2 separate regions of the Homo sapiens genome follow, and region 1 is linked to region 2. A link is a loop called in an ENCODE intact Hi-C map of the cell type or tissue named here. Cell type or tissue: ovary. All regions are shown on one strand. Each heading gives the region's core, and the rest is flanking DNA. Links, peaks and the distances in the headings are about the cores only.

What was found. Peaks named below come from ENCODE experiments on the same cell type or tissue, not always from the same donor. Only the 100,000 strongest peaks of a DNase experiment are listed, where the experiment ranks them.
Region 1: a loop joins it to region 2, with 7 times the contacts of the local background. A loop is called at or near these places in 2 of 110 quality-filtered maps.

Annotation. Positions count from the first base shown.
Region 1 is chr20:10,194,617-10,211,267 of GRCh38, reverse strand. SNAP25-AS1 (SNAP25 antisense RNA 1) reads left to right here. Exons shown (of 5, transcript NR_040710.1): 2 at 14,331-14,450. LOC105372524 (a long non-coding RNA gene) reads right to left here. Exons shown (of 4, transcript NR_187933.1): 3 at 14,329-14,401; 4 at 10,438-10,799. Among named protein-coding and RNA genes, the nearest start is that of SNAP25, 16 kb to the left of the region's middle. In ovary, for the core only: no CTCF peak of the experiment used is centred there; no DNase peak of the experiment used is centred there.
Region 2 is chr20:10,495,316-10,511,966 of GRCh38, reverse strand. The region is part of intron 2 of SLX4IP (SLX4 interacting protein); the gene reads right to left. Among named protein-coding and RNA genes, the nearest start is that of SLX4IP, 68 kb to the right of the region's middle. RefSeq lists enhancers at 32-326, 67-546, 4,624-4,763. In ovary, for the core only: no CTCF peak of the experiment used is centred there; DNase peaks (open chromatin) are centred at 3,236, 6,446 and 10,373; H3K4me3 peaks cover 598 bases; H3K27ac peaks cover 1,078 bases.

The DNA of each region.
Region 1 (16,651 bases), core at 3,783-11,782, 300 kb after region 2:
ATAGTTTAAAAGCTAATTATAGTATTAACCAGACAATGGCATAAATATCTCCTATCAGTAATAACAAGAAAATGCCCCTATAATGACAGGAAAAACAAAAGCTATATCATATATTTTTGGTTCAAATCTGAAGTCAATTATACGACACAATTTTGAGCATTTTTTGATGGCGTTTAAGGAAATATTTTTTATTTGTCCTTTATCTTCAATTTTTTTTTCTTTTTTGGTGTGAAAATTTAGTGCCACAGAGACATTTTTTCTTTAAAGTTTTACCACCCTACCTGGTTCTGCAATAAATACTATCTATATAATCATAAGCTGTAAATGCTCTTTTTTGATCTTTGAAGTTTAAATTAAACTGTAGACCAAGAATAAATGACTTAATATTTACCAAACAGAATCTGAATATTATGGGACCTAACATATAGAAGTAGTGAGAGAGCTGTCAGATGTGGGAAGTAAAGGAGAGGGCTTAGGAGGGGCAATGTAAAGAGACTTTATAATGCAGACACCGCAATTTACTCATTTTATATGGTAAAGGATTAAAATAATCAGTATAAAGTTCATAAAAGGAAAAATAAAGTTTACTGATGGTATAATCATATATAAAGTTATATGTATTATTTTAAAGTTAGCCAACAGAAACCCAAAAAGTAATAGAAGTACCAAAGTTCAGTGGTTGTAATAAGGGAGACAGAGCCAACAAGATAACGTTCTCAGTTTTTTCATAAAGGATGTTTATATATTATTTAAAATTGGTAAATCAAGAAATAAAAAGATATTATTTAAAATTAAGGTTGGAAACACCAAAGATAACTTGAAGAGGAAGTATTTAAAGATGGTTACTTTTGGGAAGGATAATGAGTAAGATGCAAAAAGATTTTATTTTATTTAAACAATCTTCATTATTGTTTTCCTGTGAATGTGTTACTCTTCTTTAAAAGAATGGCAGTAACAAAATTATTTCAAAAAGCTTTTATGCAAGCTCTCCTGGTTTGGGTGGGCTGCAAAATTCTGTCTTCAATGTCCTCTCCTATAATGCTTTGGAAACTCCATAACCTTTCTTATTCAGTATAACAAAACGGTATTGATTTTTAAAGTGGAGAAAAGAAAGATTCCTTGAAATGTATTTTTAACCCCTGTGTTTTTCTAGGCAATGTTAAGGAAAGATACTGAGATTAAAATGGAAATATGAGACATGAGAGCTGACATCTGGTCAGGAGGTCTGTTGGAGCCAACATTTTAATAATAAAATTATGATTATGAAAGAGCCACTTTGGGGATGGTTGAATAAGGACCTCTGAAAATCTATTCCTTCATAAAAGCAACAAGAACACTAGCAAAAATTGTTAAAATAATTTTTTTGTTTAGAAATCTGGAAATTAACCAAAGGCTTGCAACAATCTGAGGAGCATTTATTCAAGAAAAATGTCTACATTTTGGGTAAGAACAAGAAACTTTGTGGCATTTAACTTGCCCTATTGCCATTCCCCTTTCTGCAGCTTTATAGCAACCTTGAAAACCAGGGACCTACATGCCATTTGGAGGGTAACAGAATTGATTTGGAGCTCCCCAGAATCCCATCCAGAGAGAATTGTCACTATTTAACTTGTCTGAAAATTTCCTGAAGGTGAGGATCAAAAAACTACCTATTGGGTACAATGCTCATTACCTTGGTGACAAAATAATCCATACCTCAAACCCCCATGACATGCAATTTACTCATGCAACAAACCTACACAGGTACCCCCTGAATCTTAAATAGAAGTTGGAAAGAAAAAAAGTAAAAATAAAAAATAAAAAGTTCCCTAAAAACTACCACTCTTGAAGCTTATCTTTATTTGAGGTAACTTAGAACTCACATAGTATAAACATTATCTCCCCAAAGCATTAGTCAAAAACAATCAGCATCAAATGTTTCACATAGCAGCTGCCTGAGGCAGTGGTAACAGCTGGGACAAATAAGAAGTTGACCAAAAATCATAACAGGAAATGCTGGAAACTGAGATGTTCATAGGGTGTTTTCAAAAGTTCTCACGTATTTCTGGGAATCTAGAAAGCCATGCACATGCAGAAAGCTGGGTGCATGCCCCAAATCTGAGAAGGCCCTCTTCTCTCACCTCTCCATAACCTGAGACTGCATCATCAGGAAGCAAAGACTAAGGCAGCTTTGTAACCTGCCTGGTGGAGCATTGAAAGAGTACTCCAAAAAATACATACACAGAACTTCTCAGCAAAGACTGTGAGCCTTATTGGTGCAAGGTATTTAGGGAAATCTCTGTCCAAACATGAGCTGAACATTAAATTAGCTGAGTAGAGACTTCAGGGCCATACACAATAAAGAAGACTTACCAAAGTAGTTCAGCAAAATCACTCAACAATCAAACAAAACTCCCCCAAATAGATTGAAAAAAAAAAAGATGAAATATATATACAATGCAAATAATCAAAGAGAATTGGATAAAGTGGATATCAGGCAAAATAGAATTTAAGACAAAAATTGTTACTAGGGACAGTAACAACAGTAGTAACAAATAGCAACAGTAACAAATGCTGTGGGATGAAGGTAGAAATCTGATTTCCAGAATTGCCGCATTATATTATTTAAAATGTGTAGTTCTTAACTAAATATTAAGACATACAAACAAATGTGGCCCATATGCAGGAGAAAAACAGTCAAGAGAACCTGTCCCTGAGGATACCTAGGCATTAGAATTTCTGGACAAGGACTTAAAATCAGCTCTTATAAATGTGTTAAAGAACTAATGAACTAGCCCATGTCCAATGAACTAAAGGGAAATATGGGAAAGATGTCTCACAAAATAGAGCATATCAATAAATAAATAGGTATTGTAAATAATCAAATAAAAATTTCGAAGTTGAAAAATATCATAACTGAAATAAAAAAATTCATTAGAGAAGCACCGTAACATATTGGAGGTGGCAGAATAAAGAACAAGCAATTTCAAAGATAAATCAATTGAGATGATTCAGTCTGAGCAAAATGGAAAAAGAATGAACAAAAGCTAATGAAGCCTCAGAGATCAGTGAGACATCATCAAGCATACCAAGTCAGCATAAAGGAAAACCAAAAGGAGATGAGAGAAATGGGTAAATAGAACATGTGAAGATGTAATGGCCAAAACTAACAAAATTTTGAGGAATAACATTAATCTAAACACCCAAGAAGCTCAACAAACTCCAGTAGGATAACTTAAGGAGATCAACATCTGTGTGCATTACAATCAAAACTAAAAGTCATGGAGGGAAAATACTGAAGGCAGAAAGAGAAAAATGGCTCATTATGTCCAAGGGATCCTTAATAAGATTAAGATTCTCATTAGAAACCACAGAGACAGTGGGATGACATGCTCATATTTAAAGTACTGAAAGAAAAAGACATTCAACCAAGAAGTCTATATTCAACAAAATTATCCTTCAAAAGGAAGGAAAACAGCAACAATAACTAAAATAATTTGTTGCTAACGGACCTTCCCTGTAAGTACTAAAGGAAGTGCCTCAGCTGAAATGGAGAGACTGGACAGTGACTCAAATCCACATAAAACAATAAAGAGTACTGGTAAAGGTAGGTACAAAGAGAAATATAAAAGCCAGCTTTATTGTGTTATTTTGGTTTGTATTTTTTTCTTCTCCTATCTGATCGAAATTACATAAAGCAATAATTGTAAAACTATGTTGATGAGTTTATAATGTATACAGATGTAATTTGTATGAAAATAAAAGCACCAAGGAGGGAGGAGGGAATAGAGCTATGTCAGAGCAAAGTTTTGGTGTACTATCAAAATCAAGTTTGTATTAATTTGAACTAGATTTTAAAAACTTATCACATTAATTGTACTTCCCAGCTATGCACAGTGGCTCACCTTTGTAATCTCAGCTACTCAAGAGGCTGAGGTGGGAGGATCCCTTGAGTCCCGGAGTTCAAGCCCAGCCTGGGCAACATAGCGAGACATCATCTCCAAACAAACAAACAAAACAAAACAAAACAAAAACTTTACTGAAAAACCCAGAAATGTTTTTGGGAAAATAAACAGTATGGTTCTAAAATTTATATAGCAATGCAAGTAACCCAGAATAGCCAAAAAATCTTGAAAAAGAAGAACAAAGTTGGAAGAGTCACACTTCCGCATTTCCATACTTAATACAAAGGTATAGTAATAAAGACTTTACGACACCAACATAAAAACAAATAACTGGGATCAGATTAAATGTCCAGAAGTAACCCTTTCATTTATGATTAATTTATTTTTTGACAAGGGTGACAACAGAATTCAATGTGGAAAAAAATAGTATTTTTAACAAATGGTGCTGCAAGAATTGGATATCCACATGCAAAAAAATGGCGTATCTGTTTCTCACACCATATAGAAAAACTAACTTACCCGAAGTGATCTATAGGTTCAATGCAATTCCTATCAAAATCTCATTGACATTTTTTTTCAGAAATAGAAAAATCCCTCTAAAATTCATATAGAATCTCAAGGGATTCTAAATAACCAAAATGATATTGAAAAAGAAGAATAAAGTTGCAGTTTCAGATTTCCTGATTTCAAAACTTACAATGAAGCTTCATAATCAAGGCAGTGTAGTATTGGCATAAAGTCAGACCAATGGAATAGAATAGAGGGTCCAGAAATAAATGCTTGCATATAGTATGGTCAAATCATTTTTGACAAAGGCTCCAAGACCAATGGGGAAAGGGCAGTATTTTCAACAAATGATGCTCAGAAAACTGCAAAATATGCAAAAGAATGAGGTTCATTTGCAAAAGAATGAGGTTGGCCCAGTTCCTCATATCATAGAAAAAAATTAACTCAAAATTGATCAAAACCTTAAGAGCTAAAACTATAAAAATCTTAGCATAAAACATATGTGCACATTTTTATGACCCTGGATCAGGCATTGAACACCAAAATACAAATGACAGCAAATTATAAATTTGACTTCCTCAAAATAAAAAAAAGTTAAATGTGTTTCTAAAGATACAATTTTACAAATGAAAAGGCAAAAAGCAAAAAGGAAAATAATATTTGCAGATCATATATCTGATAAAGGACTTCTATGCAGAGTATTTAAAGGACCTTTACAACTCAATAAAAAGACAACACAACTTAAAAATGAGAAAAAAATTTAAGAATTATTTTTCTAAAGCAGATTACAAATGGCTAATAAACACATGAAAAATGCTTGACATGATCAGTCATTAGGGAAATGCAAATCAAAACCACAAGGAGATACTGCTTCACATCCCCAAGATATCTCTAATCTAAAAGATGAAAAATAGCAAGTGTTGGTAAAGATGTGGAGAATATATAACACTTATCTATTGTTGGTAAGGTATAAGATGGTGTAGCCACTTTGGAAACATTTTTGCAGTTCCTCAGAAACTTAAACACAGAGCTACCATATGATGCAGCAGTTCTACTTCTAGGCATAAACCCAAGAGAACTGAAAACACATATCCATCAAAAAAATCCTGTACATAAATGTTCATAGCAGCATTATGTCCAATAGCCAAAAAAAGTGGAAATACCAAAGGCACAGGCAACAAAAGAAAAAAAAGTAAGTTGGACTACATCAAAAATAAAAATCTCTAGGCATCAAAGGAAATAATTAATAGAGTGAAAAGACAACCCACAAAATGGAAGAAAATATTTGCAAATAGCATATCTGATAAAGAATTAATATACAGAATTCATAAAAAGCTATAATTCAACAACAACCACACAACCCATCTCAAAAATGGGCAAAGTATTGGAACTGATATTTTTCCTAAAAGATATACAAATGGCCAATATGCACATGAAAAGATGTCCAATATCACTAATCATTGGAGAAATGCAAATCAAAACCACAATGAGAAGCCACCTCACACCCCTTAGAATAGATACTAAGAAAAAAACCTGAAAATAACAAGTATTGAAAGAAATGTAGTGATATTGGAACTCCTGTGCATTGCTGGTGGCAGTGTAAAATGGTAGTTACTATAGAAAACAGTAAGATGTATCCTTGAAAAATTAAAAATAATTTGCCATATAATCCAGCAGTTCCACTTCTGGGTATATATCCAAAAGAATTGAAAGCAAGGTTTAGAAGAGGGAGTTGCCCACCGTGTTCATAGCAGTATTATTCACAATAGCCAAAGAGGGAAACAACCCAAGTGTCCATCGATGGAGGCATGGATATGTAAAATTCATATACATAAAATGCAATATTTTCCACCTTAAAAAGGAAGAAAACTTGGACACATACTACAACGTGGATGAACCTTGAGGATACTATGCTAAGTGAAATAAGCAAGTCACATAAGTACAAATATTGTTTGATTTCACTTACGTGAAGTACCTAGAGTAGTGAAATTCATAGGGACAGAAAGTAAAATAGTGGTTGTCAGGGTGAAGATGGAGAAAAGAGAAAGTTATTGTTCAACGGGCACAGCATTTAAGTTTTGCAAGATGAAAAGAGTTCTAGAGATGGATGGTGGTGATGGTTGCACAGCCATGTGAATGTACTCAATTCCATAGAACTCTACACTTAAAAATTGTCAAGACAATTATTAAAGTAAATTATTATAGTACATTTTATATGTATTTTATCACAGTGAAAAAATACTGATGCCTGGGTAACCTTTCCAGAAATCCTCAGTTAATTGGATTGAAGTGAGTTCTGAACATGATTTGATAATTAAAAAATCAGGCCAGGTGCAGTGATTAACACCTGTAATTCCAACAATTTGGAAGGCCGAACGGGAGGATTGCTTGAGTCTAGGAGTTTGAAACTAGCCTAGGGAACACAGTCAGATCCTGTCTCTACCAAAAATTTTTTTAAAAAAGTAGCCAAGTGTGGTGGCACATGCCTGTGGTCCCTGCTACCTGGGAAGCTGAGTGGGAGGACCGCTTGAGCTGGGGAGGTTGACGCTGGAGTGAACCATGACCTCCCCCCTCCACCCAGCCCACTGCACTCCAGCTTGGGTGCCAGAGTGAGAAAAAATTATTTTTCAGGTGCATCTGGTATTTCAATCTATTCCTTGGGTCAACCATGAATAAACTAATAGGTGTTGCCTTGTTTGTTTCTTTCTGGTTCTTTCCATCCACTCGATGCTTTTTTTCTAATTCCTTTCTCCCTTCAAGAAGCCCTAGTGACCTAATCTGCTGCGGCAGATAGCTTCTACTAAGGATAGATTATCAGGTAACTAATTCATAGTAAGCATTTAGAGACTTCTCACCAAGCTAGAAAATCAGAGTAATTTTAAGAATTGAGTAAGGTGAGGTTTTACACACATTGCCAGGTCGTTAAAGAGATCTTGTGGGAAGAGATATTTCTGGTACAGGACAGCTGCAGGGTATGAAAAATATACTTTGGACATGAAGTCAGATTTATTTTTATTTATTTAATAAACACACATATAAAATGTTATAAGTTGCAAGCATTCTAAACACTTTAGAGATTTAACCCCCTACAACTTTCTGATGTTTATACTATTATAATGCCCATTGAACAAATGAGTAAACTGAGACACAGGGCAGTTAAATATCTTACCCAAGGACATTCAGCTAATAAGTGCCAGGACCCAGGTGCCAGCTCCAGAATACAAGTGCCCAAACATGACCCGTTATTCTGTTGAACCTTCTCAACTCTGCTGTAGGTTCTCATTCTTCCTCTGCTATGTCTGTACTGTGTGACTTTTTGAAAACCAATTAACTTCTCTTAGCTTGTTTTCTTATTTGTAAAATAGAACATTGTGTTTAGTTGGAATAGGATGTCATGCCACACACAGGGTCTAGCCAATCTTTTTCTTTCTTTCTTTTTTTTTTTTTTTGAGATGGAGTCTCCCACTTGTCGCCCATGCTGGAGTCCAGTGCTATGATCTTGGCTCACTGCAACCTCCACTTCCTGGATTCAAGTGATTCTCCTGCCTCAGCCTCCTGAGTAGCTGGAATTACAGGCGCCCACCACCACACCGGGCAAATTTTTGTACTTTTAGTAGAGATGGGGTTTCACCATGTTGGCCAGGCTCGTCTCCAACTCCTGACCTCAGGTGATCCACCCGCCTCGGCCTCCCAAAGTGCTGGGATTACAGGCGTGGGCCACTGCGCCCAACCAATTTCTTTGTAACTGATAGAGGCACCTTTTTATTTTTCTGCCATCTGTGTTTCATGTTAAGCTGCATGTTAAGTTGTCGCAATCTATTTAAACCAGGAACCCCTAACTATGAGTGTCTTAGAAAGTCTGGGCTGAAGTAAATCTCCAAAATGTCTGCTGATTTCATGAATGAGGAAACTGAGGAAGAGGAGGAAATACGGGGCCAGCCTTTTAACCATCAGGCGGTTACTTTCCCCCACAGTATATATTTGAGTAGTGAGCTTCTAGACAGAACTGAGCACTTCAGGCCTATTCTATGTTATTGAAGAATTGTGTCTATCCCAAGTCTCTGGGGTCAATTCCCACTTGTGTTATGACAGCAAATATAATATGTAAAAATTTCGTAATTTGGAAATTGGAAAATGACTGTCACAGGTGATTGGAAACAGAAGAGAGACAGGAAGTTGAGGCAAAAACTTGTGAGGGGGGCATCAAGCTTACAACATAGGGTGGCTTTGCAGACCAGGACCATTTTGCTTGCAAATTATAGAAACCAGACCACAATAACTTAGGCATAAAAGGAAATGTATTGGCGTATGCAGTTAAAAAATCTGGAATCAGATCTATAGTTTCAAGCAAGGCTGGATTTAGGTGCTCAAACAATGTCATCAGGAACTTATCTCTCATCATCTCTGTGTTGATTTCATTCTCAGATAGACTCAGCCAATTATCATCAACAGCAGAAAAGAACATGCCACTTTTCCAATCGTTCCAGCAAAATCCCTACTTTTTTTAATTGGTCAGACCTGGGTCATATATTCATTCCCAGAAGCCATGATAAGTCAACCTGACACACATCGACTAGGAGTGGGGAAGGAAACTCCTTTCAAGGAAAAATCAGAATGAGGCAAACAAGAAGGAAATGCATACGGAGCAAGCAAAAATACCAGGCACTCATCCCAGAGAGCAGGGCCAATTGACAGGGGAAAGTATTGAGTGCTTGGGTGGGAGGTCAGAAACTCAGTAAGGTGCTGGGCCTTGAAGCGTTAATTCATCTAATACAGTAAATCTGGCTACACATGCTTTTCCAGTGGTATACTCCTGGTGCGATTCTTGCTGAACCTGTGCTTCTCAGATTCTGATTTAGTGGGTCTGGAATGGAGTTCAAAAGTCAACATTGCTAACAAACTCCCATGTGATGCTGATGTTGCTGGTTAGTGGACCACATTGTGCTAAAGCATTAACGTAAATAATTTCTAGCTGTGGTGAGTTCTGGCCTCTTAATTGCCCTGCCCTTGAATTGGTGAGAGGTTGGACGATTCTGTATGCCCTGTCTGTGTGCCCTTGGCAGGCTCCATCCTGCTATCATTCATCTCTCTCAGGGGTATTTGGGAATGAGAGGCAGCCTTTCTGCCAGAATTATGGGCTTCCTCATTTCTCTACCCCAGGACTGCATGGGTTTAAGGCACTGGACCAAAGGAAAGCCTTGGCATGGGGTTCTGGAAGGTTAGTTAGCTGGCCCAAGATCAGCATTTTATTTAATAAAAGGGTCAGAGATAATTCAGTTTCTTGCTGCTCACTTATTGCTCTTTGGCTATAGACTAAAGGGATTTGCCAAAGCCCAGATGACTATAGTTGCAGGAGTGTGTCCTGCTGAGGCCAGCTTCAACCAGCAGAACGGCCAAGTTGACCCACAGGTTGATGAGTCACACAAAATGGTTGTTGTGAGCTGCCGAATTTGGGGGAAATTTCAATACTGTATTATTATGGCAATAGATTACTAAAAGACTATCTGTGTGGATTTGGGAATTTTTTTTTAACCTCTGTAAGCCTCTGTTTTCTCTGTAAAATGAAGATAAACTCATGTAGGGTTATTGTGAAGATTAAATAGAATAAGAAGGAGGAAAAACTTGACCTAGTATTCCAATAAATAGCAGAATTAGAAATACAGTTTTCCTGTATACAGCCAGTCTTCAAGAAGCCTCATAGAGAAAGGAACTTTCTGGTAGAATTAAAAAGAGATGGTGTAGAAAAAGAAGAGAGAAGGGAATTTATTATTCCCTTTTGGTGTCAGGTGGTTTCACAGATCATCCAATATATTTTATAGAATTGTGTCTTCCCTACCAACTTATGTGGTAAGTTTTTCTATTCCCTTTTCATAGATGAGGAAACCAAGACACAAAAGCGAACTGATTTTGTTAACATCAGATAGTCAATGGTAGAGGACCTGGGATTAAAAAAGCGAAAACACTAAAAAATGAAAAATAAATACAAAAGTTAGATCTTTCACTCTAAATACCTTGCTCTTTCCACGATTAAACCCCAACTCAAACCTTAATCACATTACAGCTTTTATTTAAATATTTTTATTCAGCGCTCCCACTACAGAGTAAGAAAATACATGTCTTAAACAAACCTTTCAAAGATTACTTTCCTTTTTCTATTTAACTTATCTTTTCTTTCCAGAACCAGTCTCTCTCTCCATCTCTTTGAATTTCTCCCTGACTCTCCAGCTACATCTCTCTTCCTCTCTTCTCCCTGACTCTTTCTCTGTCTCTTTCTTTCTCTGCCTAACACAGGCTGTCTTCAGATCCTTGTAGTTAAAATTCAAGTGGAAAGCAAGTGACTCAGCAAGCTGGATGTTAATTTCTTTAGTTTATTTGTTCTTAAAGAAAAAAATTCTCTTGGCAGCATATCTAGAAAGAGAGAAATGAAAATTTTAAGGCTCTTGTAGGAAAAGCATCTTAGGTACACACAGTCTATATGGTATTTTTAAATTCAACCAGGCAGGAAAGGAGGCCCAAGCTCACAGCAGAGTTTAAATAAACCTCTTTACTGTTTGTGCTCACATGAATGAGCCATTTCTTCTTTCTATGTTTAGTGTCTGTAGGAAATCAGACCTAGGATTGCTTTTTTTTTTTTTTTTCTTTGAGAGGGAGTCTTGCTCTATCACCCAGGTTGGAGTGCAGTGGTGCGATCTTGGCTCACTGCAACCTCCGCTTCCCAGGTTCAAGCGATTCTTCTGCCTCAGCCTCCCAAGTAGCTGGGATTACAGGCACCCACCACCATGGCTGGCTAATTTTTGTATTTTTAGTAGAGATTGGGTTTCACCATGTTGGCCAGGCTGGTGTTGAACTCCTGACCTCATGTGATCCACCCACCTTGGCCTCCCAAAGTGCTGGGATTACAGGCGTGAGACAGCATGCCCAGCCCCTAGGATTGCTTTCGTCAAGTTTGATTCTTCACCTTTATCTGATTCTTGATTTGTACACATATAGCTTTTTCACTTTGTATTCATAGAAACAAAAGACTCAGAACCGTGTTGCCATTTGGTGCCATGTGACCTAGATTTGGATGAGGTATTGGTCAGCAAAGGCCATGTTATACTGCAGTAACAAACATCCTCATGCTCATAATGGCTTAATATAAGAAAAGTTTATTTTTCCTCTTGCTATGTGTCCAATGTAGATTAAAAGAGCCTTTCTTAATCGTCCTCACTAGTGGTTATCTGCTGATGGAGATTCCAACTTGGGATTCCATGACTGTCAATGTAGAGAGAAAGGGGGAATGAATCAAGCACAGTTACTTAAATGCTTCTTCTGGAAGAGACATTCATTACTCTTACTCATGTTTAAGCCAAGTCATGTGGCCTTTTTTTACTTTAGGGAGTGGGGAAGTGAGCCCTCCCACACCCCTAGAGAAGGAGAGCCAGGGTTTTATAAACAGCTCTAATAACTAGCCCAGATGGTCTCCCTGAAGTCAGGTAGGGTCCTTGCTTCTCCTGGACCAATAATAAAATAGGATCCAGGCTGATTCATTTTTCTCTTAGGTGAACTAACTTCTTTTCTTGGAAAGAAACGATGTCATATCTTATTGTGCAGCTTAGAAGGTTAACATGTACAAGAAATATCTGTGCTTTGAAAAAGATAACACAAAATTTTATTCTTTAAAATGATATGTACTTGGAGATAATACCCTTAAAAATAAGCAATGTCCTTTTTTAGTTATTTCTTGCTTCTAATGTTACCTGGAAAAAGTCTTACATTGCTCATGCTCTTGTTAGGAGTTATTAACTTTATTTTTAACCTATAATCCATAATTATCACTGAGCTCCAGGAAGTTGAAATTTTGTTCATATTGTAGATGTGAAATTTGGCTTTCCAAGGTGAACTGAACCTTCAAATATGTAAAATATATTTTAAGAAATTGCATGCATATGTTTAAATTTCAGCCAAATAAAAGTCCTCTTGTGATTTTCTAAAACATTTATCATATTTTCTACCAAATAGGATCGACAGAACTTGACTTAGAAAGCTGGCACACAGCTTCACGGAAGCAGCTTCTAGAGGAATGCTATCCAACATAACTTTCTGTGATGACAGAAATGTACTACAGCTGCCTTGTCCAATAAGGTGACTACTAGCCACATGTGGCCATTTAGTTCTTAACATGTGGCTACTGCCACTGAGGAACTGCATTTTAAATTTTGTTGAGTTTTGATTAGTTTAAATTTGTATAGCCACACAGGCCAGTGCTAGTATATTGAATAGCACTGCTCTAGAAGTTGGGCTTTCAACTGATTTTATTATTGTTGAACTTTAAAAACCGAAAATGCATCCTTAACTTGAAATAAAGGAAGCTCACATGTGCATTCTTGGTCTGCTTGCTGAGAACCTGAAACTGCCACAGTGATGTTTTCTAATTCTGGGGTGTGAGCATCTTTGAATTCTAGCAACTTGCAGAATCACTTATTTGGGGGTAGACTCTGGGTTAGGCCATGCTGGGTAGCATTTTTGGACTGTGGGATGGGATAGAGGGGGAGCTAGAGACTGTCCTCAAGAAGAACTATTACTTCAGTTGGTCTGGTGGCCCGATGACCTCTCCTGGTGAGACCAGTGGGCTCCAGCAGGTCACCTGAGGTGGTCAAGGAGAGGATCCTGCCAGCTCATGCTGCAGAAGAACTGAGGTTCACAAACATACAATCATCCCATAACTTACTCCTGCTGTCATCATCCCCCATCACTGTGGGGATCAAGGTTGACAGTTTTACATCTCCTTCTATTATTTGCCTCCCACCTCAGTATGCCCTCTCCATCATTCTGTAAAATTACATTTGCTGTTTTAGCCAATTTTTCTAGAGTATAAAACAAACATAATTTCATCCCTCCCTCAAGTATACACTCAAAAGACAAATGCTCACCCTACAAACCACCTCTTCCCAATATAGATATTTGGGAGTGGACATTGACCATCACCATCATCATCACCAGGAGAAAAGGGTTGACAACGCTCCTTCTCTGATTTGTCCAGAGTTGCCAATCCTTCTTAGGTCTAACAGGTGCCAGCCTCTGTGCTAAGCCCTCAGGATACAAAAATGAATTACAAAGGTTTCCTTTTTCAGTGAGCTCCCAACCAACAGCTGGAGATAGACATGTAAACAGTTGACTCGTGATAACACATAATAGTAGTGTGAGGTGTTTGAAAACAAAGGATAGGGAGTGACAAAATAAAATATTTAGAATGAGATTAATATTCCCCCTAGTTACTTTGAATTTAGAGAAAGAAATATTTCTAGGGCCAGGCTTGTTGGCTCATGCCTGTAATCCCAGCACTTTTGGAGGCTATGTTGGGAAGATTGCTTGAGGCTAGGAGTTTGAGACCAGCCTGGGCAACACAGCAAGACCCTTTCTCTAAAAAAAAAAAAGAAATATTTCCAAAAATGTTTATGGTAGAGATGGTATTAATACTCGCCAATCCTGATGCTTCTTTCTGGTCTCACAGGCTACGTTACCCAGACTCATTTTTTGTTTTTTCTTTGAGATAGGGTCTCACTTTGTCATTCAGGCTAGAGTGCAGTGGCGTGATCTCGGCTCACTGCAGCCTCAACCTCCCAGCTCAAGTGATCTTCCCACTTCAGCCTCCCAACTAGCTGAGACTACAGGCATGTGCCACTATGCCCAGCTAATTTTTAATTTATTTTTTTTTGTAGCGACGAAGTCTCCCTATGTTGCCCAGGCTGATCTTGAATTCCTAGGCTCAAGAGACCCTCCTGGCTCAGCCTCCCAAAGTGCTGAGATTACAAGCATGAGCCACCACACCCAGCCACTAGCCTCATTGTCATTTAGGCAGAGGCCATGTGACAAGGTTCTGGGCAAAGTATCTGGTCAAATTGACATGCCTCCCATAAAAACCTCCTGTTTTGTTCTTCATGTTCTCTTCTCTTACAGGAGCCATGGAAGTCAAATGCTGAGGATGGTGGCATCATAGGATGAATGGAGCTGGGTTCTTGAAACACTGCCTGGAGGAAAGACAGCAAAAATGCCTCATGAATCCAACTGGACTGTTAGGTGAGAAATAAACTTTAATTATGTTAAACTACTATAATCTGGGGGCCATTTGTTGTAACAGCTAGAATCAATTACCGTTACTAATATATTGTTCAAGTGGTTTCAATTGGGTTATCAGATATAATCCTTTTAATCTCCATATTTTACCAAAGAAGAAATGAAGTAACTTGCCTAAATTCATACAGCTAGTTTTTGGAAGTTCTAGGACCAGAACCCAGTCTCCCAATTTGCAGCCAAAGCTCAGCTCTGCAACGCCAAACTTGCCTCTATTCATCTATAAATAATTTTCAACAACTCTTGTATGACTGCTGGTAAAACAGAAATATGTAGATTGAATTTTATGGAAAATAAAAGTTGTCTTTATGGGGAAGAGAACAAGGTAACACTGAGGTTTACCAAAAGGGATTTATTTTGATATTAGCATATTTAGGTTGCTTATAAAGTGCTGAATTTAAAACATGGCTGGATTTATCTATCAGGACAATTTTAGGTTTATCATTAGGACAATGCCTTGTTATGTTGTGTGGTTTTGTTATTCTATGCCAGGTATATAAATTTATGCTTTGCTGGGAGGTTGGAACTATTTGGATACAACATATGGGTTCATCAATTACTGAGAAGAGTAGACTAACTTTTTCAAGACTCAGTATCATCAGATTGAGCTCTAAGTTTCTTAGTCCATGGACTTAATCCATAACATCCATATTTTCTAGAATAAAGTGGGACAAAAGAACCTAGAGTAATTCAATTTCTATGGCAAATGCTGTTGCTGGTATGATCAATAGCCATTCTTCCCTTCCATCATAGATATCAGAATCTTGATACATTTGGGTGGAACCAGCCTAGCCCAGGTGATGATGAATGGTGATGAACGTAAATCAGGAGTGGCAATCTTGGTCTCCCTTGCAAATGATAGTAGTGGGAGTGGAACCAAATTCTGGCTAATGAAATGTAACTAGATATCCACTGAAGGCTTCAGGAAACTATTTTCCTCTTTTCTGAGTGGAAAGTATGAAGAAGAGCCATTATTGTCTATCCCTACCTTCCTGCATCTGGATTTAATTGGGTGAGGATATGACTCTTGGAGTGGCAGCATCAGTTCAAGGAGGGGGAAACACCTGTCTGGGTTGGAGCATTCTGTTCTTCACATCCCTTTACAACACTCCATCCCTCAAGAGCACAATTGCTTGTTTTTCAAGTCATGGGAATTGAGCAATTAAAGATTGGGCTTTGTATAGGAACTATAGGGTTCATGTCCCCACTCCACTTCTCTGACATATTGGCCTGGTTACCGTACTGTCTCTCTACTCTGAGTATGAGTAATACAAATAATGCCTGCCCTCAAATTTCTTATTTGTAAAACTAGGATAATAAAAATCTACTTGATAGTGTTATTGGAAGACTTAGATTAGTTTATTAAACTAATGTTTACTGAGTGCCTACCATGGGCCAAAAATTGTGGAAAGCACTTATGATGCTAAGTGAACAAAGTAGACATGGTATCCTGCCCCCATGGGATTTCAAATCTAGTAGAAAAGACAGGCAAGAAAACACATATTGTTAAGTAAATACACCAAGAATCAGCAATCGTAATATTTTCAATGAACTGAATAGGATGGGACAATGGAGAAAAATGGTGGGACAGGAAGACCACTTTAGACAGGGTGGCCAGAAAAGGCCTTCAAAAGGTGGCGAGACTTAATCTGGGATAAGAAAGAGGTAAAGGAAGACACCAGGCAAAGAGCAAGAAGCAAGGAAAGAGATTTTTGTAGCAGATTAAAGAGCAAGAGCAGAAGCCTTCAGATGAGGAAGAGCTTGGCTATTTCAGGAGAAGCAAGAGGGCAAACATGGGCTGGGCATGGTGGCTCATACCTGAAATCTTAGCACTTTAGGAGGCTGAGGTGGGTGGATCACCTGAGGTCAGGAGTTCGAGACCAGCCTGGTCAAAATGGTGAAACCCCCTCTCTACATGTAATTATAAAAATTAGCTGTGCATGGAGGCATGCTCCTGGTGTCCCAGCTACTCAGGAGGGAGGCTGAGGCAGGAGAATTGCTTGAATCTGTGAGGCAGAGGTTGCAGTGAACTGGGATTGCACCACTGCACTCCAACCTGGGTGACAAGGTAAGACACTGTCTCAGAAAAAAAAAAAAAAAAAATTGGGCAAATGTGGCTGGAATGTAGTAAGTCAAAGAGTGAGAGT
Region 2 (16,651 bases), core at 2,758-10,757:
GACAAGAAAAAAATACCAAATTACTTCTCTTATGATAGGCATGAGTTTTTACTATGCAACAATTTCATGTTAAATTTCAATAAATTTTAGTTTCATACTTAATGAACATTATTACACATGGAATGGTCAAAGGAACTCAACTATTTACTAGAGAAGAAGAAAACCACTGTGGTCTCCACACACAGGAAGGGCTGTCACGTGAAGAGGGTGAGTCAGCACCGTGTGGTGACTCAGCACTCTGCTCTCAGTCTGGCCACCTAACTGTGGGTCCTTACGTTTTCCAAGTGTCATCTGCGAAGCTGGGGTAGTAAGAGTACTTTCCTCACAGGGAGGTGGTGAGCATCAAAGAAGATGGAACACGTCCAGCTGCTGTACTGCTTTTCTTAAATTAGTCATTTGTGCTTGCTGTTACTGGTGAAGAGCTGGACATACTCTGCTGGCAAAATTAAAACAGCTGGAGGTAGGTTTCAAGGAGGCAGATTTCAGCTTTCAGCTCAACTTAAGGAAAAGCCTGATCGCCTTACTGTCTGCCTGGGAGTCAGGTGAACAGACAGTCTCATGGAGTTCAACATCCCTGACAGTATCCCTAGGGCAGTGTGAGCCCCATGGCATGGAGGATTCAGAAGGGATTGCAGGAGAGTGAGGATCTGACTAAGACTGCCAGTGCCATGTGTTTTTATCTGAGACTATGATGAAGAAAGCTTTGGGAACGCACACCATCAGCCCCATCTTAAGAACGGGGAAATATGTAGGATACACCAGAGAGTAAATAGGTGTCAGCAGATTATGAGAACAACATATTGCAAACTTTTTAAGTTTTAAAGGACCACCATCAACTCAGAACAGAATAAGGACACAACTTGGTTCCATTTTGCCAAAAAGGTAAATGGAGGGACAAGAACACGGCACCAAAGCCAGGTTCTCTGATAAAGTCACCCGGGAAGCGGCCCTGTCTCCAACAACAGGCCCAGTGGTTTTGGCTGGCAGGGTCCTTCAAAGGTACAGTGTGCCCAATTCATGCTGCGTCCATTCACCCTGGGCCCATTAATAATTTGCCAGGCACCGCCGGGTGCGATGGCTCACGCCTGTAATCCCAGCACTTTGGGAGGCCAAGGTAGGTGGATCATGAGGTCGAGAGATCGAGACCATCCTGGCGAACATGGTGAAACCCTGTCTCTACTAAAAATACAAAAAGTTAGACATGCATGGTGGTGGGCGCCTGTAGTCCCAGCTACTTGGGAGGCTGAGGCGGGACAATCACTTGAACCCGGGAGGTGGAGGTTGCAGTGAGCCGAGATTGCGCCACTGCAGTCCAGTCTGGTGACAGAGCGAGACTGCATCTCAAAAAAAAAAAAAATAATAAAAATAATAATAATAATAATAATAACAACAATAATTTGCAAGGCACCTAAGGCCATGGCCAGGCTCTCTTTCACTGCAGCTTGCTCTATCTTTAGTAGAGCTGGACAGGCTCCACCAGCAGGGCTCCGTGCTCCCCGCTGATACTAGCAGGAAGCAAGATACTTGACTGCACAATGGGCCTGTGGCCCCAGCTGCCCATTATCCAGGATGAAAGGTGTGTGTGGCCACAAGGAGTATGGCTCATGCACTCTTTAGCACCCTAAGGGCTTGGGGATCATTTGTTCAGTCTGAATACAAATCAAGGGTAAAAACCACATGGCAGTGTCACAGACATGACAGATGTAGTATCCAGTGCATGGACGGCACACAGCCTCTTTCCCTTCACCAATCAAGAAGAGTGACTAGTAAATGCTTTGACCATTTTCTTCTTTTAAAAAGGAAATTTTAAAAATTTAAAATTATATTGTTATTCTTCCTTTTAATTCTGCCTGTTTGACTTAATATTATAACATTAGGCTCAAAAATGACCAGTGACTTTTTCAATGACCTTGTTATTTAAAATTCTGTACACAGAATGTTAATAGCTGCATAATATTCTATTATATTGCTGTGTCAAAATTTATTCATCAGGCTGGTGCAGTGGCTCACACCTGTAATCCCAGCAATTTGGGAGGCCGAGGCAGAAGTTTGAGGCCAGCCTGGGCAGCAAAGCAAGGCCCTGCCTCTAAAGAAATTTTTAAAATTAAAAAATAGTTAGGCATGGTGGTACACACCTGTAGTCCCAGATACTGGGAAAGCCGAAGGGGAGGACTGCTTGAGCCAGGGCTTTGTAGTGAGCTATGATCGCACCACTGCATTCCAGCCTGGGCAAGAAAGTGAGACTCTGTGGCTTAAAAAAAAAAAAAAAATGTATTCATCATCCCAATGCGGGACCAACTGTCCCCATTTTTTCACCACTGTAAACAATGCTGCAATGAACATCTTTCTGGATGGATCTTCGTCCACATAGTGAATCAGCTGCAAACTACTTTTCTTTAACAGGAAGAGAATCTGGTCTGTATCAAGGCGATATCCTACCACACTTGGGAAATGAGGTACAGGAGAGCGACCCTCTACTTTATAGTGTTGCCAAGGCTGTCCAACTTACTGGTTCAGATAAATTACAGCCCAAAATCAGAGCAATTTCACCCATGGTGGTCACTGTTCCACAGTGGGGACGGTGCTCTGCTGGTGACTATCAACTCGGTGATCTCAGTCATTTTCCATTCAGGGCTTTAGTTTCTTCAACTGCAAAACTATAAGCTGGAATGAGATTATCTCCATGTTCCCCACTATCTTTATAATTGAATAACAGAAATAATTGAAAGACCCGGGAACAACAATTTCACAGTCAGAGTACCCTAATGCTGAATTACAACCTGATGCCAACTACCATGGCAGTTAAAAGAGACTCCGTGCCCCTGGCACTAGGTCAGACGTTGTGGGTAGAATCACAGGGGAAAGGGAGTGACACCCTGACTCGGAGTGGGAGGAGGGAGATTAACCCATCACAGAGCTACTAAGGAATGCTTACAGAGCCTCACATAGCAGCACTGACCTCAGCATGATTCTCTTGGGAAGGCCATAAATCCAAATGTGTCTGCCAGCCAGTATCAAAATGTCAGGCTGGGATGTCTAACAGACACCCCAAGTTAGGCCCCAGGGTCTGCAGGGAACCCTCAGTGGAGAGCCACTCACTGGGAGTCGTCTTTGGCTGTACCCAGAATTTACTTAATTTGACTATCTCCTTTCCCAGGCCCCAGCGGATGGAACTCATAAATAAAGAGTGAGAAATGCAACTGAAGCAGAGTTAGAAGCAGGCTCACTGACAACAGCAAGAAGGGATAGCTGCCAGCCCACGGAGAAGGAGAACCAGTAAAGTTAGCAAAAGCAGGCAGAAGAGTTTCTAAAGCAACATACTCTGCAAAGCAGTCTGGGCCATGTACTGTAGGAGCAAGTTGCCAGCAGCCCCCGGGAGCATGAATGGATATAGCAACTGTTGTTGAAAAGAACAATCCTGATCAACCCACATCAAAGGCTAATAGACCTCATTTAAGAAGACAGGGAAATGTAAATCTGTGAGATACTTCAGGATCATTTCTATCAAAAGCGTTTCATATAATAAAGGAATAAGCCTCAGTTATCTGGAAGGGTCACCCCTGTTGAGCAGCTCATTTGCTGAAGATATCACAGGGGCAAGGACAAACTGACCCAGGACAAATCATGCTACAGGAATGCTATAAAGAGAAGGATTTTCAGGGCTGGGCTCTCTTAGGCTCTGCCCGCATTGGCATTGTGCCTAGCACTGTGTTAAGCCCAAACTAGGTGCTCGCCAAGTAGGCTGATGCTCCAAGGGCAGGGCTGTGGGCACACACACTGGCTGACTCCGGCCAGGTGAGCACTGGGCCACAACCTGCCAAGTGTCCTCTCATATAAGGCTGGCTCTCTTCTCTACCTCCCCTTCCCCCAGATGCAAACCAGAAACAGGATCTGCTAATAAATTATTAGGCATGATCGCCTCTAGCATGGGGAAAGCAACTAAGAATGGTAATTAGAAGTTTAATGTTTACGTACACACACAAATGTGTGTATATATATATCAAATATACACATATGTGTATATATATCTCAAATATACATATATGTATATATATATATATAAAGGAGACTGTATCCCTCTGCTCCTTGTATGCCTTTTAAGTATTCACAGAGAAATAATAAAAAAGGCTGGAAGCAAACATGCCAAAATGTTAACTGCTGTAAATTCTGGGTGGTTGGCATAAAGTGCTGTTATATTATTCTTGAGACTTCTTTTTTCTTTGCATTTTCCAAATATCTCAAAAAATAAAAGATAATAGGCTTCTGTCCCAGGAGGTATGTCACTAAATCATGCATCCATGTGTCTATCCCTGCAAATACTGACTGCTTTCCTGGGCCTAGTATTTGTTGCACTGCTAGGATGCAGTGGTAAACCAGCAGATCAAATCCCAACCCTCATGAGGTTTTTGGTCCTCAGGGTAAGTTTATGCTGGGTTCATTCTTCCTCTCCTCTCTGAACTCTTATGAGATGGGCAATCAGAAGAGGGTGTCTCCTCTTCCACAACTCATTTCACACAAAGTAAAACCCAAACCCCTGCCGTGGACTATACAACCTTACCTGAGCAATCTCTTCCCACCTTTCCCACCTCATCTCCCCACTTTAAAGGGGCAGTCATAGTGGCCTCTTCCTCTCCTGTCTTGGTCTTTGGCCCTGCTGTTCCTCTGCCTGGGGCACTCCCACCTAACTCTACACATGACGGGTTCTTCACATCTTCCGGGTTTTAGTTCAAATCGCATATCCTCATTAAAAGGCACTTGCCTCCTTGCTTGTCAAAGGCACTGGCCTCCCATAGGCTTAGAACACTGTCCCTGAGACACATCTGAGCTAACTCCCTCATCTCTTCAAGTCTTCTCAAGCAGGCCTTCCCCAGCCACCTGATTTAAAATTGCAGCTTCACTTGAGATTTGCCCAGAGAGTAGAATTTAAGTGTTCTCACCGCCCCACCACACACAAAATGTGAGGTGATGAAGGTGTTAATTAGCCAGATTGCAGTAATCATTTCACAATGTGTAAGTTCATCAAATCATCACATTGTACACCTTAAATATATGCAATTTTTATTTGTCAATCATATCCCAATAAAGTCGGGAAAATAAACAAATAAAAATAAAATTGCAGCCTGTCCGTTCCCACACCCCCTGCTGCCTCACTCCTCCTGATACCTTTCACCTGGTTCTGCTTTTTCCTGTTGGATAGTACTGACTGCTTATGAACATGCTCTACAATTTATGTCTTTATTCCAGTTATTGTTTATGGTCTGTTTCCTGTACTAGAATGTGAGACCCCTAAGAGAAGAAAATGTGCATTTGTTTTGTTCACTGACACATCCTAAGGGTCTCAACAGTGCCCTTGGTAAACATCTCATGTTGAATTTCATAGCAATCATAAACATCTTCTTGTTTACCTGATTACTTATTTAGTGTTTGTTTCTCTTCAAGAGAGCCAGAGAGTTTGAGCAAACAACATAAGGCCTGTCTGTCTTGTTAAATTCACATGCCTAGCATGTAGAAAAGGATTTGACACATTTGAGGTGTTCAGTAAATTTATGAAACAAAAGAAAACACTGTCAAGCTGGGTCCAATGTGGGTTTTTCAATAAAGAAACTGCATTGTAATCCAGCCACCCATTTTCCTTTGCTTCCCTGAAAGAATCTTAGCCATCTGAAAAGGAATCATTATTTTAGCTAGCATAATCGCGATGCAAAAATAATTATTTCACTTATTCTGTACCCCAAGTTTGGAAGTCAACTACAGACTCTAATTGCTGCCTAAATCCCAGTAGTAAACAAACCAGCTTTGCATTTTATATGTTACCATGAGGTTCTCCGGGTTTGCTCCTCAGAGCCAAAGAAATGTTGACACAGTTGCACACCAAGTTTCAACATGCTGATCATGTTAAAATAGTGCACAAGAAATATTTTTCCACTTTATAAAAAGCCAGACTGTTTACATGCTTAAGTGGCCAGAGACTATGCTATCTGTGTGTGGTCCTGAAGTTTCAATATCATAACCATGAATACAAAATGGAGCAGCATGCAATAAACTAGTTTATGTAGTTTCTCAGCCAAAATGGGAATCAAGATGTTACCGTGCAAGAGCTCATAAATGGGCAGGTTAGAAAAGGGGAATAATTTTAATATATTTTTGAAAAAAAAAAGAATTAATGTAATACAACTCGGTTATATTTATACGTATATAATACAGACAAACATATTAAATAGAAGATGAGAGAGACAGAGGACAGAAATAGCTCACAAGGTCTTTGGCCAATAGATTTCTTATCAAGATCACACAGAAATATGCTGAGCACAGCATTAACTACAAGCCCAGGATCAAGTGGTAGAAAAGATCTATGAAATGGTTACCAAACACGGATCTTCAGTACAAACATGAGAGAGATGAGAGGCGTTCCTTCAGCTTGGCCCAGTAGCTGAACATAAGCCTTGTGCAACCTCCCAGGAGCACTCACCAGAGGAGGGGCCCTAAGTTCACAGTCGGGCTAAAGAAGACATGCCCTGTCTCCTATGTCTTTTCCATTTTCCGAGTAGCACTGGCTTTGGTCTACAATAATTTAGTCTTTCTTCAAGCTAGAAATAGAATTTAAGCAGGGGCTCCACCCTGTCCAGACAAGATATAAGTGAAAAGAGACCTCACAGAAAGAAAAATTATCTACATCTGACTAACTGAAGACATGCACACATTCCCAGAGTCTAGAGTTTAAATGTTCAAGACAGTTTCTGGATTCTGGGCTGTTTGCATTTATCATTCCTCTAAGTCCCCAAATGCTTCAGGTTAGTGAGGACTGCTTGTTCTCACATTTTTAATAGCTTTCTACTTGAAGAAAGTTCTCAGTACAGTGTGTCTAAACAAAAAAATAAATCACTTAATGTGAGCAGGTTCATGTTGCAACACGAAATGCCACTTCCCATTTGATTGCCAAATGCACAAACTGTTATTCTCAGTTGACTGAATAAGTGAAAGAATGGTACTTCATTAAATTTTTTTTTTTCCTGGCATTATCTTTTTTTCCTCCTACAGTTTCTTTTACAGAGTCTTCCGTGGCTATAGGTCGGAACAGTTTTCCTGTTGCTATGAGAACGGCATAAATAAGTCAAGTTTAAAATTCACTTTGGGGGTATGGAGCCGCCACAGTTCCGGCTACCTAAGCCCTCCTGGGTGTGTGTTGCGTACTCTTCCCTATAGGCAGTGGATCACAGCCATTTAACATGGCCTTCCTCCACCATGGCCCATCTTCTGGCCAGAAAAATCCCACAAGCCTCGCAGAGGCCCCCTCTAACTGCTTGGGCTTCTACACACAGACCTAGTAATGGTCTTCTGTGCTGCAAGGAGAGAAATATAAGCTCAACATTAACATTTCTCCAAGTGCAGAAATTCATGGGCCTCCCAAACTCCACCAAGCACCCTCCTACTTCCTCTACAACAATGCCACTGAGCAATGATCAAAATGAGGAGCCCTTGGAATACATTTGGAAGGGCAGAATAATGGGCCAGGAAGCGGGTCTAGGAAGGGGCTCTTTACATCCCCTGCTGTAGCCTTCCAGATCTGCCTCACCGAAGGTCCAGGGGCTCCCACAAGGGACCAGAGCTACATCTGCAGGAGGGTGGTTCTTCCTGTATTTTCAGGGCATTCTCTATTCACAATTAATCTGTCCACTCTTCCAGTGCTCCTGGACCTCAGAGACAGAAGGTATGCTTGTCTCACTTTACTGAACTGCACTCCAAGGTTTGAAGATCAAAAACCCTACTCCTAAGACAAGCCAGTCAGTGAGGACAACAGTATTTAGGGAAGCTCAAGGCTGTCAAAGGAAAGGTCAAGAGCGCTCTCCACCCTTAAAAATATCTAGGCTTTCTTCATGGCTGCTGCTTCTTTCTCACGAAGAGCATTGTGGGTTTAATTGTGGGCTGAACTGGATATCATAAGATCCAAAAGATATTAGGATAAGTCCTAACTCCCAATACCTGTGAATGTGACTTTATTTGGAAATAGTCTTTGCAGTTGTAATCAGGTTAAGATGAGCTCATTAGGGTAGATCTTTAATCCAATATGACTGTTGTTCTTCTAAGAGAAGAAGACAGAGACACAGAGAGAAGAGCTGTGTAATGACAGAGGCAAAGATTGCAATGCATTTACAAACCCAAGAAGGCCTAGGGTTGCCAACAAACACCAAAACTAGAAGAGGCAAGGAAGGATCTCCCCTAGAGCCCTCAGAGAGAAAGCATGGCCCTGCCAACACCTTGATATCAGACTTCTGGCATCCAGACCCATGAGACAATAAATATCTATTGTTTAAAGCCACCCAGTTTGTGGTTGTTTGTTACAACAGCCCTAGGAAACAAACTCAAAGAGCAAATTTTGCCTTGAGCTAAGAAACGAAGTCATGTCATTTGTGAACAGAGATGATGCCTTTCAGAGGAAAGCAAAGCTGCTTGCAAAAGCATAGGGCACACACATCAAATCCTCCCATGGCAAGGTGGCAGCAGGCTGGTCCAAAGAGCAGGTCCACAGAAAACAGCACATTTGGCTACTTCTTAAGGGTGCCTGGCAATGTCTGGCTCACACTTTCTAGGTTGCTTCAATGGTCCATCCAACCCAGCCACACCTCTAGGCCACCTATACTAAACTCTGCCAGTCAGTCACCCGCCAGCTGTTAGGGAGACTCAGTGGCTAGTTTAACCCTGTAGACCTCTGGCGGACAGCAGGCCTGAAGACTCAGAAGGACTGCATCATATACACCCTTGGGTCCTACCTTAACCTTGGCATACAGAAGAGTCCCATTCATACCCAGAGTGAACCCTGCTGATATAAGGGAATGTGGGAGGACAGATGGCAGGGTAGGCCATAGTGAGGTGGCCAACAGTTGTATCAATGCTGGAGGTGTGTCTAAGGCAGCACAAGGCACTACAACTAGAGGAGGAACCAGACTCACAGTCACCAATATCAAGGTCAAATAGCAAGAAAGATAACATGAGCCATCAGGTCTAAAGAGCCAGATGCCCATTGTGAAGGGCTACTAGAACATACTACTGGCAAATTCTCTAAATATTTACTGAGCACCTATTATGTGCCAGACATTATTTTAGGCATGGAGGATAGCAGTGAATAAACCAGGTAAAAATCCCTGTCTTCATGAAGCTTGCATTAGAATAGAGACAGACCAAAAAGAAAAAAAAAAAGGAAACTATTTAGCCCATTAGATGATGACTTGAGTATGATGAAAAAGAATAAGGCAGAGAACAAGACAGAAAATTTTGGGGAGGGGGCAGTTAACAGAGTAAATGGGGTGGTCAAGGAAAGCCTCAAAGAGAAAATGATGCCCAAAGAGAGGGAGTACACGCTGCAAATATCTGGGGGAAGAGCATTGTAGGCAGCAGGAGTAGTAAACACAAAGGCTGTGAAAAGGAGGCTGGCATCTTCGAAGAAGTCCTGTGAGGTTGAAAGTGAGTGGGTTTGTGAGCGGGGACATGTGAGTGTGCATGCACATGCACAGAGAAGAGTCAGATCGGAAGGCCTGAGGGCATGGGCTTTGCCTCTACATAAGATGGCCTGGATCAATACCCCAGCATTGGAGCCGAGGAGTGATGGGATCTGACTGGTGTTTCACAGGATCCTCTGCTGCTATGTAGAGGGCAGGCTGAAGGGAGGCGAGGGCACAGAGACCAGGTAGTGCAGAAACACATGGGCCTCCCAACTCCTCCGAGCATCTGCAGTGCCTCCCACTTCCTACACAGAAATGCCACAGAGCAATAATTAAATGGAAGCCATCTCTCCTCACTTAAAGGGGTAAGTGCCTCACCTTTACTAGCACTGAGGATTACAAATCTTTGCCAGTGGTGTGCAGTTACTTAACCCCCTTGAGTATCTATGCTTAAGAAAAAATGAATAAGCCGCCGTTTCGGCCCCACCCAGTGAAAAATCTGCCAATAATTGGCTTATTGAAACTAAATGCAAACCAAAGATCACATCTAGGTTTATTTAAAGACAAACGGTGTGCTCTCATCAGAGTACTGTAAGCAATGTGCCCATTACATTTTTACATAGGCATTCAAAACATGCATATAAAAGTAGTACATTTGCTTAAAAGTCTTATAACAAAATACTAGATTTTTTTTAAAAAGTTGTCTGCGTCTCGGAAGAAAATGAAAGGAAATGAATACATTTTGACACGAACTTTTCTTCATGGCCACAACAATTCTTGTTTCACCACCAGACTGCTTTAAGTCTGTTTGTCTGGGTAAGTAGAAGCAAGGAAAACCTGCCATCTGGCATGACTGCCATCTCTTTGTGGCCACACAATAAGTCTTGGGCAACTCTGCCTGCTGCCCTCGAGAACCAAGTGGGGTGGCAACAGCGGAGAGGAGGTAAAACAAGGAGGCTTCTGTGGAGGCAGAAGTATTTATCATGAGCAGTTCCGCCTCTGAAGGAAGGAGATTGCTGTGGGGGCTGAGCACTTTATTGCTGGGCCCCAGCTTTTTGGCAACTGCAAACAGTCAACTTGCAGCTCTTTGGGGAAGGTGAATTTACAGATGAGGACAGCTCCTTTTTTAGCTCTGGTTCCTTTACTACTCATTAGCATCTTTTTTTGAAAGGATAGACTGTGGGGGGAGGGGAGAACAAATAAGAACCAAATGTAAATTAAAGCATTAGTTTCTTTTGGAGTATAGCGGAAATTTTTCTGCACTGATTATACATACATTATTATATAATGTCATTATTACTCCCTCCACCATCACTAGCATTTCTAAATATGGTAATATTATATAACTACAATGTTTTTCACCTATTTTTGCCATCATCATTGTAAGTACATATGGCTAAACTTGTGCTTCATATGGGAACTTTCGCGATTTATTTTCAGGTGTAATTCCTGTAACTAAGCCACCAACTAGTTTCATCAAATATCACCATGGCAGTGGGGAAGGAAGCCTACACCAAATGAACACATGAAAACACTGGTTCTACAGGATTCTAATGCATTATCTCCCTGCAGACATGGCCTTAATCTGTGCTTATGTAACACACTCTGCATTCAGCCTGAGTTTGGAAGCATTTCCAACAAGAACATTATCCATAAAACAAAACTGGTTGCAAATTAGAATCCTGAAATGAGTACCTGAGACATCATGAGGGGCAAAGCATGCAATGGTAGACCCTTACAAATGTTCATATTTTTATTTACTTATTTTATTTATTTTTTGAGACAGGGTCTCGCTCTGTCATCCAGGCTAGAGTGCAGAGGTGCAGTCATAGCTCATGCAGCCTCGACCTCCTGGGCTCAAGGAATCCTCCCACCTCGGCTTTCCTAGTAGCTGGGACTACAGGTGTGCACCACCACGCATGGTTAATTTTTTAATTTTTTTGCAGAGACAGGATTTTGCTATGTTGCCCAGGCTGGTCTTAATTTCCTGGACTCAAAGGATCCACCTGCCTCAGCCTCCCAAAGTGCTAGAACTATAGGTATGAGCCACCATGCCTGGCCCCATCTTTTTCCACACATGAAGAGAACCACACATAGAACTTTAACACATCAGTGGCTCATGCCTGTAATCCAAGCACTTTCGGAGGCCAAGGTGGGTGGGTCACTTGAGGTCAGGAGTCCAAAACTAGCCTGGCAAACATGGTGAAACCTCGTCTCTACTAAAAATACAAAAAATTAGCCGGGTGTGGTGGCGGGCACCTGTAATCGCAACTCAGGAGGCTGAGGCAAGAGAATTGCTTGAACAATTCAGAGGTTGCAGTGAGCTGAGATTGCACCATTGCACTCCAGCCTGGGCAACAGAGTGAGACTCAGTCTCAAAAAAAAAAAAAAAAAAAAAAGAATTTTGACACATAACATCATAAATTCAAAGTCTTCCCCATCTATCTAAACCCAGAGCTCAGACCACAATGTCTAATAAAGGGACAGGGTTCTACATAATCTTCTGGTCTCCTGACAAAAGAGGTGTTTCTTAAATAAGTCATCTAATAATTGTACAATAACCATGTTTTAACCACAGCTTTTCTTTTTCCAACTTTGACATGTACCATTTCCTTGAATTCAGTTATTGGGTTTATTTGTATTTTTGACAGCAGTCATTATCATGATTAGCTATACATAGATTTACTCTTCTAGATCCAGTTAAACCCAGGTTATAGATTATAACAGACCTAGAATATTTAACTTTTATCATTTTGACTTTTAAAGGACTACATTTTAAAAATATCTTTTATCTCCAATCAAATGGATACTATGCTATCCTCTGTGAAAGGAGGGTAAATAATGACCTTGTTCTCATGTATAGTCATACCTTTCAGCATTTTCACGGACATCAAAAAATTTGTCTTGTCTGTAGGTAATACTACTAATATATTTAAATATTTCCTGTGCCAGGAATACAAATGGGAAGATGAAGCACATTGATTTTCATGAAAATTATCATTCATACAACAGACACTGTTTTTCAAGCAATAACCCATTACTGGATCCTGAAATCAGCTTACTGATTTACAACCAATATGTTTAACTGAATGCAATGAATTGTCTAGAATTGAATAAAACAAGGTATATTACATGTTACAAAGCTACATATTATTTTGTGATACTTTGGTTTCAATTATTTGTGTAAATGCATGTGTGCGTGCATGTTGTGTGCATATGCATATTGTGTATGTATGTTGGGGTTCTTCAAATCATGTAAAATGTATTTCTTATTGTAAGTAAAGTTCAAAGATAGACAAGTGTCTGTCATTTAACTAAAGAGAGTAAGCTATAAAAGTCCAAGCCATATATAACATAAAGAATTAAAGTTGAAAATCTGTATTAGACCCATAATTTTTGTCATTAAAGAAGTTAATAAGATCACTAAATTTAAAATAAATAAAAATTTGTTCACACATATAGTTAAGATAATAATGATTGCTGTAAAGATACAAAGTAGGGAGTAGAGATATTTTAACATCCAAAGCATATGTAAATATACATATTTTAGTTGTGATCATCCTCAGTGATAATTTATTGTCCAAATGCTTTATGTTATTTTTCCTACCTAGAAGAGGCCAATAAGAATCGCTATTGTTCTAACCCTATACAGGGTAGAATGATATGATAACAAAGTAAATTTGTCTAAAGCAGGAAATTTTTAAAAATTAGAGGATTTTCAAAAAGAATTTTAATATGGATATTAAAAATCTGAATCTTGAGAATAAGGGACAATAGACTCAATTACAATAGAGTGTCAGGTATAATCACCAGTTGTAAACTCCGTCACCACAAAAAAAAAAAAAGAAAAGAAAAGAAAAAAGAAATTGCTACAAGCACCAAAGAACCTCCCATCAAGATGATACAGTTAAGTGCTTATTTTGAAGCATCCCTATGGCAATGATCAATTTCCTTAAAACCATCCACAAAATATTACAGTGTTAAGACACTTCAAAACTGAGATAACCATTTCATGAGACAGAAATGGACCTGAAATAAGCAGGAGGCAGGGTAGATACCACAGAACTGGCAGGGGCACAGGAGGCAGGGTAGATACCACAGACCTGGCAGGGGCAGTGGGAAGTTCCATTCTGCAGAGTAATGGGAGAGATAACCCCTGAGGCCACACTGGGTGGGATGGAGAAGGACTCGCCAGAGGAAAACTTCTGCTAACAGATTGACCTAGGGCACTGGCATGATAGGAAGCTGTAAACACAGGGAGGCAGGAAAACACAAACACAGCCTCAGGAACTGAACAGAGCTGCCCACTGGCTCAGCTAATAGATTAACAATATCTAATTCACTGCAAGACAGATGATCTGAAATTATATTACCTATGTCATCAAATCTAGGATGCCAATAATTGTTAAGGAAGAATATTGCTATGTACCACTAAGAAAAAATATTGCCAGTTAAAATGATATATCCATGAATTATAGATGTATCCCAATCTGAAAGATTTTAAAACATGAAAAAAAGTGAGTCATGGAACTGATAATATGCTCTATGACTTGGCTCTAGACTCCATGGTGAAGGAGTAGAGAGAAGAGAAAGCTGGTTCTCAGTGAGAAGAGGCCATTTTTTAGAAAAAGCAAGATTGGTGGAAGGATTGCATACAAAGGGCAACAGAGGAAAAATTAACACCAAAAAAAATTTTTTTAAAGGAAGAAGCAGCAGCCTACTCAAAATGAGCCTCCAAACCAAAATTCCAAAGTATATGAAGAATTCTAATATTAAGAAAAGTGACCAACAAAGTCAATAACCAGAAAAATAATTTCTGGAACAGTCTATTTGAATTCTAAACAAGTACATTTAAGAAGTTTAAAGAAATAAAAACATCATTTCATTAAAATGAGTAAGAAATTATAATACAGAAAGAGATAATGCTGATAGGAAACCGATATGAAAAAATGATAAACACAAGTAATAGGGCAGAAATAAAGTTTCCGAAAAAAGAAAGCAAAGAGAATAGTAGAAAACCATATTTGAAGAGGGTATACTAGAGACTGCCAAAATTGAGGAAATGATTCCTCAGATGAAAACACCTTTGAGTACAAAGCAAAAAAGATAAATCCACATCTAGACACTATAGTGAAAGCATAAAGTATCAGGGATTTTTTTAAAGTTGTAAAATTTAAAAGTTATCACAAAATCTAATGGCAGATGTCTCATCTACAGAAAATGGAAGAGTGCCTTCAAAATATTCACAGAAAATATCTGTTGACCTAAAATTTCATACTCATGTAAAATAAACTGCCATCCAAGATTCAATGCAAAGTAATTTCTGACATTGAAAAACTAAGTATCAATCAATCAATGAGGGACAGACTCCCACAGTCCCTCATTAAAAGAACTATTAAATGTTTATCACTGGGAGAAAATGCATGGGATACCTGAAACAATAGTGACGCCAGATACTGATTAAAAACAAAAAAGAAAAGAAACACACACACATAGATACATACACTTAACTTCTGATTGAAAAAATATTAATAACCAATTCATTTTATATTAAGAAAACACTGTGAAAGTTGTTCAATGTTTAAACAAAATGTGCTAAGTCTAGGTCACATATGGAAAAAGGATAGAAATACTGAATGACTTTAGAATTTGCTGAAAAATGTTAGAATGAAATCCATGAGAGATACTGTAGATGATATGACCCCAAGCCCCATTCTTAATTTCTTCCTGGCTTCCTTCCAGCTATAGAAGGCTACCTGGCACAGTTCTAGCCAACAACAAAAGCCCCTTGGGTGCTACTCCCAGAAGTCTTTGCTTTTCTGACAAAAAGAAAACTCCTCAGTGAGCACGCCTTTTTTTTTTGTCCATTTGGCCTTTCCCAATTCCCTCCTGCCTAGTAGTACATGGATGTGAGGAAGTGCAGCTGCCAGCCTGCAGCCATAAAGCTATAAGAATGAGGAAAAGCCCCCAAGTTATGGGATGATAAAGCAAAAGATAGAAAAACCTGGGTCCCTGATGGTAGGTCCACCTCTAGGTTTTGTTTCGTGCAAGAAAAATAACTCCTATTTGTTTGTGACTCTCTAATTGGGTTTTCTGCTACTTGCATTGAGTATAACTTTAGTAGTAAAAAGAATTATGAGCAAACTCTAAAAGAAGAGAATTACTGTGTATGATGAATTAAGCAGAAGACAGGAATAGGAAAAAGAAGACACAAAATAAAGGGCTAGCTAGGAGACCTGAAATGTTGCCAACACGTAGAAATGATCAATGCTCGGGTGATGGATACCCTGACTTGATCATTACACATTCTATGCACGTAATAAATATCACATGTATCCCAGACACATGCATAAGCACTGTGTATCAATTACAAAAATAAAATAATTTAAAAAGAAAAAGAATGGCAAGCAAAAAATATAATGTAGTAGAAATAAGTCCAAATACATTAATATTTGCAATAAATGGAACCAATGAATAGGTGCAGAAAAAAAAAATCAACCAAACAACAACAAGAAACAACCCAGCTATTTGCTACTTACCAGAGAAGATGCACAAAAAGGGCTGAAAAAGCAAATGTCTTTAAAAATTTAACCAAAAATGAAACAAAATTAAAAATCAACCAAATAATAACAACAACAAAAAAAAACCCAGCTATTTGCCACTTATCAGAGAGAATGCACAGAAAGGGCTTGAAAAGTAAATGTTTTACAAATTTTAACCAAAAGAAAAACAGGTGAAGAAATGTTAATACTGAAATATTAATAGCAGACAAAACAGAATCTTAAAGGAAAACCATCAGAATTACTAAAGATGGATACCTAACAATATACATAGAAAAATCTATGAGGATGATAGAATAATCATGAACTTGTTTATACTTAGCAGTGCAGCTTCAACATACATAAAGCAAAAACTGACAAGATATAAGGAAAATGTGACGAATCTATTACTATAGTGAGAAGCTGAAAAACCAGGCAAAATATTTAAGCAAAAACATTAATAAATAGTGAAATTAACTTATCTGATTATTTAATAGAATCTTACATTTAATAAATCTGGACTACGAATTCTTTTTAATTATACTTTAAACATTTACAAAACCCCGACCATGTACCAGATCAGAAAGGAAGTCTCAACAAATTTCCAACAATGGTTATCACACAGACCACATCCTCTAGCCATAATGTGGGCAGTTAAATTAGAAACTGACAATA